Regions from separate parts of the Homo sapiens genome. Here region 1 is linked to region 2. The links are chromatin loops, found by intact Hi-C in ENCODE. Cell type or tissue: heart right ventricle. All regions are shown on one strand. Each heading gives the region's core, and the rest is flanking DNA. Links, peaks and the distances in the headings are about the cores only. Region 1 overlaps LINC02255 (long intergenic non-protein coding RNA 2255). Region 2 holds the start of LOC101929333 (a long non-coding RNA gene).

What was found. Peaks named below come from ENCODE experiments on the same cell type or tissue, not always from the same donor. Only the 100,000 strongest peaks of a DNase experiment are listed, where the experiment ranks them.
Region 1: it touches region 2 in a loop (9-fold over the local background); 75 of 110 quality-filtered maps call a loop at or near these places.

What each region holds. Positions count from the first base shown.
Region 1 is chr15:74,379,644-74,385,016 of GRCh38, reverse strand. LINC02255 (long intergenic non-protein coding RNA 2255) reads right to left here. Exons shown (of 4, transcript NR_146881.1): 2 at 3,366-3,448. Among named protein-coding and RNA genes, the nearest start is that of LINC02255, 3.2 kb to the right of the region's middle. RefSeq lists enhancers at 1-713, 639-898, 989-1,288, 1,532-2,032, 2,020-2,099 and 1 more. In heart right ventricle, for the core only: a CTCF peak has its summit at 2,459 (motif pointing left); a DNase peak (open chromatin) is centred at 2,456.
Region 2 is chr15:74,487,047-74,492,419 of GRCh38, reverse strand. It overlaps LOC101929333 (a long non-coding RNA gene), which reads left to right and starts at 2,136. Exons shown (of 2, transcript NR_198993.1): 1 at 2,136-2,184. LOC124900366 (small nucleolar RNA SNORD77) reads left to right here and starts at 1,392; the gene lies at 1,392-1,461. In heart right ventricle, for the core only: CTCF peaks have their summits at 2,231 and 2,435 (motif pointing right); a DNase peak (open chromatin) is centred at 2,429.

The DNA.
Region 1 (5,373 bases), core at 102-5,101, 110 kb after region 2:
ATTTCTGGTCGTCTGATTTCTAGGTGGAGGCTGGATAGTCCCTGAGGGCCATAGGCCCTGAGATTGGAACAGCAGCTGGATGCAAAATCATCAAGGAGGATGTGGACTGGATGTGGGCTCTGGAGGACTGGCTTCCTCTGAGTCACGGGTCAGAGCAATTGGTGCCACTGAGGCTGCCCCTGTAACCTGTTGGAGGGGTATTGAGTCTTGTGTCTTGCCTTGATCTTGAGGCCCCAGGGGCAGGTTGCCTGGTCCCCACCACAGAGCCCAACCATTAGGAGGCTCCAAGGACTGCAGATGAAAAGGGTCACAGAGAGGAGCTAGAGCCAGATGGGGTGGGGTGGGGGAAACCGTGGGACATCCAGCTGGCTGGGGAACCCACTCATTCACAGCACGTTTACTGAGGGCCTTCTATGTGCCTAGCACTGACTCTGCCACATGCTGCAGAGACAATGGAGGGTGAACTAGACCAGGCCCTGGTCCCTGCCCTCCTGGAGCTTCAGCTGTAGTACAGGAGGCAGGCACTCATCACTAACCACACAACTAAACTCTACAAAGGGCTCAGAGAGGGGTGCATGGTGCCAGGAGCACATGTAATGGGGGATTTGACTTAGGTGAGAGGTCAGAGAAAGCTCACTGGAGGAGGTGACATGGGTTGAAACCTGAAGGATGAGTAGGTACCTGCTAGGCAAAGCAGGGGTGGTAGGGGAATGCTAGGCAGAAGGAAGAGCAGAAACACTGGCCAGGTGGTGAGCAGGGGGTGCAGAGGGGCTAAGGGGAAGCCAGAGTGGCTGCAGTGGACACCGGGACCCAGGAGTCCTGCCTTTACCATCAGCTTGGTGAAAAAGCCCCTGAAGAGGAGATTTTTGATCTGAAGCAGCTGCTATGTGGGCCTGATGGTGGTTGAACCAGAGTGCGGGGGTTTAGATGGCCACGGGCCAGACTCAGACGTCAGCATGAGGCAACGGAAGGGATCAAGGTGGTTGTGTCTAGAGACACTGATTCATAGAAACTCTGGCCTGGAAGTGCACATGTCTGAGGACACAGGTTACCTGGTGGGTGTTTCTTCCTCCTTCCTGCACTCTCCTGTCTGGTTTCAGTTCTTCTGTCAGCCCCGTGAGTCACCGGCTCCTCCAGGTGGTGCAGGCCCGGGACCTGCCAGGATGCTGTCCCCACCCCCTGAATGTGCCCCCATCTCCATTTTCCTTGCCCCTCTGTCCCTGGGTGCCTGCTGTGACTCCCCAAGCCCCTGCCCACCCTGTCTGCTCTCTGTGTGGTGGAACCATCAGCCTGGGAGAACTGAAGAGTTAATTGTAGGACAACTGGCCCTGACAGGGGCTTTCCAGTAGACAGTGTGTGAACTTTGGTGTATGGTGGCATTGATGGGAAACCAAGGGGAGTGGTGCTGAAAGGGGCCCCTTGGAGACCATCTGTCCATGCTGCACAGGGCACAGTGGGCTTGGGGCTGAGGACCACCACGAAGCCTAGTAGCAGGGGATGGGAACCCCTAGCCCCCTGGTATTTTAAATCTTGGGAGAGGCAGGTGCGTGGGGCCTTTCTGACCTGGGGCCTCAAGATCCCCTGCCTCCTAGATCTTGTATTGCCAGCTGCTGTGGGGCTTTTGCCCCGAGAAGCTGGACTCCTGGGATTTTGAAGGGAGGCCTTGGGGGCACTCATTATAGCAGGGGTTCCCGCTGGGACCAGATCCAGAAGTTTGGTTAGGAATACAAGCCCTCGCCATTGGGAAGGGTCCCAGGGCTGATGGGGGTGACACGGAGCCCCCTGCACCCTGGCCATCTCTCCTGGGGGCCAGAGTGGCTCATCTTCTTGACCCCTGCGGCCCTGCTCACTCCCCCATGCCCCTGCTCTTCTTTAGCCATCCTGGAGAAAATTCTCTCTTGTCGCACCTAAGAGGGTCCTGAAACAGCAATAAGGACATCTAGCCCCTGTCTTCACATAGCACTGCAGTTGGCCACCCTTTCCCCACCTTCTCCTAGAGCATTATTTTGGGAAAGGGACACTCCCGGAATTGAGGTTGGATACTCAGTATAGAGGCCTCTAGAAGTTTCTCCTTAGGTCTAGCCTCCTTTGCAGGACAACTTTCTGTGGAAACCTGTGGCCTGGGAGACAGTCTCTTCTCCAGCCCCTTCCCCTCTCGAGAGAGCAGACTTTGGATGGAGCTGGGTGCATTTCTAGAATGTTCTCTCAACTGGTGGAGGTGCAAGGAGAAAGGAAGGGCTTGTTTCCTCCCTCGCTCAGGTTAGAAGGAGCTGGCATCAGAATGGGGCCGGGGAGTCCCATGCTCAGCTCTGTGTGCTGTTCTTCCCACCCCAGAAACCCTGCCTCCCACCTATGCCTTCTGTGTCCCCAGCCCTGGTTCTGCCCTGGGACCTTGGGATGGGCCTGAGGGCAGTGGCTGGGAGTCTGGGAGCTGTCACTCCTGGGGCAGTACCGCCCCCTGCTGGCCACCCAGAGAGGCCCGGAGGCTAGAAGTTTCATTCAGTGCCTGCTGGTCAGCCCAGTGCCAGCTGATTGGCCCCGTGGGGCTGGTTCCTGGGTTCTCCAGGAACAGCCTGGGTGCGCTCTGGCACAGATTCTGGCTTGGTCTCTGGCAGGCTGAGTGGTTTTAGACGAATTTCTCTTCCTGACTGGGTGGGCCTCAATTTCCTGATCTGTACAAAGAGTAGGGTGACTCAAGGAGGTTCCTCCCAGGTTTCAGATTTGGAGCCTGCTCCTAGCCTGCCTCTTCATTCCCGTTCCTGCTCTCCCTGCCCTCAAGGCCTCCCAGCCCCTTCTGGCCTCGCTCTCTACTTGGCAGGTCCCAGTGCCAGCAGCCCCCACCTGCCCTCCACTTCCCTGGGCCCCCCTCCCGCCGCCACAGGCTGCCTCCCCTCCCACTTGGCCCCTCACTCAGTGCTGGGCCTGGCTGGCTGAGGTGGGTGGAGGAGCACCCCCAATCCTCCTCCCACTCAGGCATGAACCGTTGTGACTGGGCTCCTAGCGAGTAGGTAAGACATCATACATTATCCAGTTTGCCAACTGTAAAATGGGATAATAACACCCAACTCCCAGAGTTGTTATGAGGATTAAACAAAATAATGACACATTTGTGAAAGAGCTTTGTAGGTAGGTGGAGAGTCTGTGTCAGAGGAGGGGTCAAGAGTAACTTGGGCAGGCTGCCTGGATGGTCCCTGAGGCCAACAGCGGAAGGCTGGACGACCTAGACAAGCCCTCGCTGGACACCACCCACCCTCCTGGGGTTGGAAGTCAGGTCAGACCCCTGGGAGTCCAGTCCTGATCTCCTGTGGTGAGAGAGGCCTGGAGTCTGGCAAGAGAACTCTGCCGGGCATAGCTCCATGACTTACCAGTCCCAGCAGAGACATGGGAGCGGTGGGGGAGCCAGAGACAGACCTCTCAGCACCCCTGGGACAGGAGGGGCTCTCAGTCTCTGCAGGAAAGAAAGCAAGACATTCCATAGGCACCATAGGCACCAAGACATTCCAAAGGCACAACATTGATCAGAGACTTAAGACTATCCTGAAGGCTCTCCACTCATCTCAGGAGAAATTTCCCAGGCCTTAGTTGAGCATTGAAGGTCTTAAGGACTTAAGGACCTGGCTCCTGTGCCCCTTTCTGCTTTGTTTTACCCCTCCCTTCTGTCCTCTATCGGCCACTCTGAATTCCTTGGCAACCAGACTATTCACAGGCAACTCTAGGAGAGAGATACTATTAAGACAACGATGCACAGAGAGGTTGAGCAGCTTGCTTAAGGCCACACAGTCAGTGAGTGGAGGAGCAGGGGATGGAATGCACTGGAGCCCTGCCCCTAACCTCCACGCTATGCTGCTCTCAGGACACATGGGAGGGGGCGGGTTTAGGCGGGGAGAGCAGGGAGGGGCCTTTTCAGAATTTAGGGGACAGAGGATGGTGGCCTGATGGGCAGGGCTCGGGGTCTGGGAAGAGAGGGGTGGGGTTTGGAGACACTTGGAAGAAGGAGCAGGGGGAGCAGCAGTTTGACGCTTTGAAGACTGGATGAAAGGGGCCTGGGGTGAGGGGCAGGGGCAGAGGAAGCTGGTGGGGTTGGATTTGGGTGTGGCATGGGTGTGGGCCTGGGGGCCACCCAGATGGTCGAGTTGTGGGAGGTGGGATGCTGGGGCTCAGGAGTGGAGCCCCTTGGGATTGCCAGCTCTGTGCCTAGGACTGAGTGTGGGCACCTGGCGGGAGGTGGTATGTACAGTGAGAAGTCCCAGGGAGCCTCCACATCAGGGCTGTCTCAGAAACTGGTGGGGCTAAGGAACCAGGCGAGGTTTAGGGGAGCTGGACACCTGTCCAGGAGAGGACCAGTAGGGGGGACAGTATCCATTGGCACACCCAGGGCAGAGGGAGTAGTAGCCCCAGAGACTTGAGATGGGACCTGTGGGTAGAAAAAAAAGAGGAGGTGGGGCGTGATGACTCATGCCTGTAATCTCAGCACTTTGGGAGGCCGAGGTGGGTGGATCATGAAGTCAGGAGTTCAAGACCAGCCTGGCCAACATGGTGAAACCCTGTCTCTACTAAAAAAATAGGCTGGCTGTGGTGGCTCGTGCCTGTAATCCCAGCACTTTGGGAGGCCGAGGTGGGTGGATCATGAGGTCAGGAGTACAAGACCAGCCTGGCCAACATGGTGAAACCCCGTCTCTACTAAAAATATAGGCTGGGCGTGGTGGCTAGTGCCTGTAATCCCAGCACTTTGGGAGGCCGAGGTAGGTGGATCACTTGAAGTCAGGAGTTTGACACCAGCCTGGGCAACAGGGTGAAACCCCATCTCTACTAAAAAATACAAAATTTAGTTGGTCGTGGTGGTGGGCACCTGTAATCCCAGCTACTGGTGAGGTGAGGCAGGAGAATTGCTTGAACCTGGGAGGCGGAGGTTGCAGTGAGCCAAGATTGTGCCATTGCACTCCAACCTGGGCAAAGAAGCGAGACTCCGTCTCAAAAAAAAAAAAAAAAAAATATTAGCCGGATGTGGTGGCGGGCACCTGTAATCCCAGCTACTTGGCAGGCTGAGGCAGAGAATCGCTTGAACCTGGGAGGCGGAGGTTACAGTGAGCCGAGATCGCACCACTGCACTCCAGCCTGGGCGACAGAGCAAGACTCCATCTCAAAAAAAAGAAAAAGAAAAAGAAAACGGAAAAAAATTGCACAGAGGAGGCTGGATGTGGTAGGTCATGCCTGTAATCCCAGAACTTTGGGAAGCTGAGGCGGGTGGATCACCTGAGGTCAGGAGTTCGAGACCAGCCTGGCCAACATGGCGAAACCCTGTCTCTACTAAAAACACGAAAATTAGCCAGGTGTGGTAGTGTGTGCCTATAGTCCCAGCTACTCAGGAGGCTG
Region 2 (5,373 bases), core at 154-5,153:
GCACGTGCCTGTATTCCCAGCTATTCAGGAGGCTGAGGTAGGAGAATTGCTTGATTCCAGGAGGCGGAGATTGCAGTGAGCTGAGATTGCACCGCTATACTCCAGCCTGGGTGACAGCCAGACTCTGTCTCCAAAAAAAAAAAAAAAAAAAAAAAAAGAAAGAAAAGAAAAAAAGAAAACCATGAATCCACCCCCAATACCTTCAATTCCAGTCTAATGCCACAGGGTTTATTCTAGTTTCCTCATTACTATATTTATTCTTTCATTTTAAATAGAAGCTTCACTCCCATTATTCTCAAAATATTTACTTATTTGATCAATCTCTTGTCCTGCCCCTCCATGAACCATTTCCTTACCTGGCTTGGACTCTGATATTCTCAGCTGGGCAGCTAGAGTCACCACCCCTACTTTCCTATGGAAACTCTCCTCATGCTTGGGCTCCAGCACCCCATTCTTACCACCACCAGTCCCCCTCTCCACACCACGGACTCCCTCTTCATTCAATCTGGGCTTTCATACTCTCAGCCCAGTTGTGAAATGGGACTTTTTACAACCAAAAGATTAAGAATGTACACTATAAATTGTGACTTTGATGAAATCAGTAATATTTCTTCATATAGGCCTGAGGACCAAATTAACTATATTCTGAACTTAGTTGGGGTTCTAAAAGGACCTGCTGGCCATGCATGGTGGGTCACACCTGTAGTCCCAGCACTTTGGAAGATTGAGGTGGGTGGATCACTTGAGCCCAGGAGTTCGAGACCAGCCTGGGACAACATAGCAAAACCCTGTCTCTATAGAAAATACAAAAAATTAGCCAGGCGTGGTGGCACATACCTGTCCCAACTACTTGGAAGCCTGAGGTAGGAAGATCGCTTGAGCCAGGGAGGTTGAGGCTGCAGTGAAGCGTGATTGTGCCACTGTACTCCAGGCCAGGTGACAGAGTAAGACCCTGCCTCAAAAATATAAATATAAATATAAATAAATGAATAAATAAAAGTACCTGCTATGTTTTAGTATTTAATCTACTTGGAACTTGTTTTTGTATGATATAAAATGGAGGTCCAATTATTTTCCTGACAGATATCATCATTTATTATATAATCCATCCATATCCCACTGAATTAAAATTGCACTGTTCACATTTTATGTTCTTAAAAACAGATATCTATTCCTGGATTCTCTTTTCTATTCCACTGGTTTATTTGTCTATGCCCAGGCCAATATTATATTGATGCTATTGTGGTATCTTTATAGTGTCTTCTGAGATCTAGTAAGCCAAGTGCACCCTTACTGTACTTCTTTCTACATTTATTGGCTATTTACAAGTACTTTATTCTTTCCAAATAAATCATCAGATAATTTAATCCAATTAAAAAGAAACCTGTTGGATACTGTGACAGTTGCATCGTTCAGCAGATTGAGTCACGAAGAGATGTATACCATCTGTCTGATGTATCTGGGGTGGTTGGGAAAAAAAAAACTGTTGGGATTATACTGGAATTTTTTTCTTTTTTTTTCTTTGCCCCAGCTGCTGGGATATAATAGGAATTTTATGAATTTTATATATATTTGTAGAGTTGTCCTTTTTGTGATAGTGTCTTAATATTCAAGAAAGAAACAATGAAGGTCATACAATGCCTGCTCATTATTCAGATCTTGATTCATTTATTTCCCCAACATATATATTTGAGCACCTACTATAGGCTAGACACTGTTCTAGATCCTGGGGATTCAACTGGGAACAAAACAAAGTTTCTGCTTTTTCAAAAAAGCAGAAAGTTTAGTAGTAGGAGATAGGTAATAAATATAAATACACACACACATATATATATGTAAATACATATGTAATACGTCAGATGGTATTAAATACTATGGCAAAAAATGAATCCAGCTAAAGGGGATATAGTGTGCTGGGAGGAGGGCTGTTTTTTAATTTAGTGCAAAAGATGATGTGGTGATATTTGACACATATATGAAGGACATGAAGGAGTCATCTGTGCATTCCAGGTGGGGGAGACAGCAAATGCAGAGGTGGGAGTGTGCTTGGTGGGTTATGCTGGCAGAGGAAGAGCAGGCAGCCCGGTGTGGCTACAGCAGGGTGAGCAGCCGGAAGAGGGGCAGGAAGTGGAGACAGAAAGGTTGCTGGGAGGCGCCATACCGAGTACAGCCATGGAGACCACTGTGAGTACTGTGGCTAAATAACTCAGGGAGAAGGGAAATTACCCTGAATTTTGAGCAGAGGAGTGACATGATCTGATGATCTTAACAAATCATTCTGGTGGACAGGAGTGGAAGCAGGGAGACCAGTTAGGACTCTGGCTTTGTCTTGCCTGAGATGGGGGTGGCTGGGAGGAGGGTGGGGGTGTGGGGGGTGAGAGATGGGGGATTCTGATTTGGCTGGCTTGCGTGCCATTGCAGGCCACCAGAGGGCACTACACATACGTCCTTGGTGAGGCTAAGCTGTGACAGCCAGTCCTTCCCTCACCCTCCCCAAATGACAGGTTGTGATACCTCCTTATGCAATAACCACCCTACCTGCTTTGCTACTAGAATTTAGATTCTGGTCCAGACTATGACATGCCCATACTCAAAAGATGAACCGTGGTAGTACAAGCACCATCTGAGTCTCCACGATTGCAGTCATCTAATGTCACAGTCTTCCTTTGTTTCCAGGACCCTCCTATCTCTCCATCAACCTCCCCTGTACACTTACCTGCATCAACCAGTGCATGAATGTAGCTGGGAAAACAGGTTTGCTGAATGTGACTGGGAGTTCCTTTCTTTGCCATTATTTCTTATGGGAACACTGCCTTTTAAAACCTATAGTGCTGAATGAAAAGGGTGTTTTTAGACCAGGCGCAGTGGCTCATGCCTGCAATCCCAGCACTTTGGGAGGCTGAGGCTGGTGGATCATTTGAGCCCAGGAATTCGAGACAAGTCTAAGAAACATAGCAAGAGGCTGTCTCTACAAAAATTAGCCAGGCGTGGTGGTGTGCATCTGTAGTCCTAGCTACTCAGGAAGCTGAAATGGGAGGATCACTTGAGCCCAGGAGGTTGGGGTTGCAGTGAGCCAAGATTGTACCACTGCACTCCGGCCTAAGTAACAGAGCGAGACCCTGTCTCTACAAAAGTACAAAAATTATCCAGGCATGATGGCAGGTGCCTGTAATCCCAAATACTCTGGAGGCTGAGGTGGGAGAATTGCTTGAACCTGGGAGGTGGAGGTTGCAGTGAGCCAAGATCACACCCTTGCACTCCAGCCTGGGCGACAGGGTGAGACTCTATCTCAAAAAAAAAGAAAAAAAAGATACCCACATGTGGTTAGTGTGTGCTGTATTGGACAGGGCAGGTTTACAGTGTGTGGAAGAATGTCTTATCATCTCCCTAATATTCATGCTTCTCTTTCTTTCATCATAGAACTCCTCCTCCAAGTTTAGCAATGCACATGAATATCCAGCTTGAGACACCATTTACCAACCTCTCTCAGTTAGGAGTGGCCATATGTGTTTGTTTTCTATTGCAGTGTGACAAATGACCACAGACTTAGCAGCTTAAAACAACACCCACTTATTATCTCAGAGTTCTGTAGGTCAGAAGTCTGGGCTTGGCTGGGTTCTCTGCTCAGGGTCCCAAAAGGCTGATACCAAGGTGTCCATGGGCTGGGCTCTGGAAAAGAATCTACTTCTAGACTCATTCAGGTTGGCAGAATCCAGTTCCTTGTGGCTGTAGATCTGAGATCCTGATTCCTACCTGGCTGTGAGCAGCGGGGGCTGCTCTGTGTTCCCAGAGGCTGCCGGGATACTTCCTGTGGTCCCTACACCTTTTCTTTTCTTTCTTTTTTTTTTCTTTTTTTGAGACAGAGTCTTGCTCTGCCACCCAGGCTGGAGTGCAGTGATGCTATCTTGGCTCACTGCAACCTCTGCCTCCTGGGTTCAAGAGATTCTCCTGTCTCAGCCTCCCAAGTAGCTGGGATTACAGGTGTGCACCACCACGCCTGGCTAATTTTTGTATTTTTAGTAGAGATGGGGTTTCACCATGTTGGCCAGGATGGTCTCGAACTCCTGACCTCAAGTGATCTGCCCTCCTTGACCTTCCAAAGTGTTGAGATTACAGGTGTGAGCCACTGCACCTGGCCAGTCCCCTACATCTTCAAGGCAGCCTTGGTGCAGTGCCTTTCTTATGCTTGGAATCTCTCTCTGATGGTTAATTTTAGGTGTCAACTTAACTGGATTAAGGAAAACGTAGAAACCTACTAAAGCATTCTTTTGAGTGTCTCTGTGAAGGTGTTTCCAGAGGAGATTAGTGTGTGAGTCTCAGTGGACTAGGTGGGAAAGATCTGCCTGCAATGTGGGTGGGCACCATTCAATCTGCTGGGGGCTTGGAGAGAAGAAAAACCAGGGCAAAAATGAATGTGCTGATCTACCTGCTGGAGCTGGGATACACTCTTCCTCTCCCGTCCTTGGACAATAACTCCAGACTTCTCGGCCTTTGGATTCCAGGACTTACATCAGTGGCTCCCCTCCCTGAGTTCTCAGGCCTCTGGGCTCGGCCTGAGAGTTACACCCTTGGCCTCCCTGGTTCTGAGGCCTTCAGACTTGGATTGAGCCATGCTACCAGCATCCCAGGGTCTCCAGCTTGCATATGGCTCATTGTGGGACTTTTTGCCTACCATAATCACATGAGCCAATTCCTCTAATAAATCCCCTCTCAGCCAGGTGCACTGGCTCACATTTTTTTGTTTCCCAGTGCATGTAAAAGTTATGTTTACACTATACTGTAATCTATTACATGTGCAATAGCATTCATTATGCCTAAAAAAAACATAGTACACACCTTAATTAAAAAATACTTTCTGGCTGGGTGTGGTGGCTCATGCCTGTAATCTCAGCACTTTGGGAGGTGGACACAGGAGAATCAGTTGAGCTCAGGAGTTCAAGAACAGCCTGGGCATCCTAGTGAGACTCCATCTCTTTTTTAAAAAATACCCCCTTTATCTATCTATCTATCTATCTATCTATCTATCTATCTAATCTATCTATCTATTCATCCATCCTTTCTATTGGTTCTGCCTCTCTGGAGAACCCTGATTAATACACTCTCTGTCTTCCCCTTCTGCCCAGCAGCCAGAAAAACTGATTTTCAAGGGCTTGTGATTAGATTACACCCACCTGGATAATCCTTTTGCTTTATAACAGAACATAATCTCAGGAGTGAGATCATGTTGATTTCTACCTATCCTCAAAAAGGAAGAAAGGGATTATGCCAAGGCAAGGATCATAGGAAGAATTCTTAGAATTCTGCCTCCTATGCCATGTGATTAAATTCTAGTCAACAAGAAGTTAATGGCAACTCTGTTCTTCCAGTTGCTCA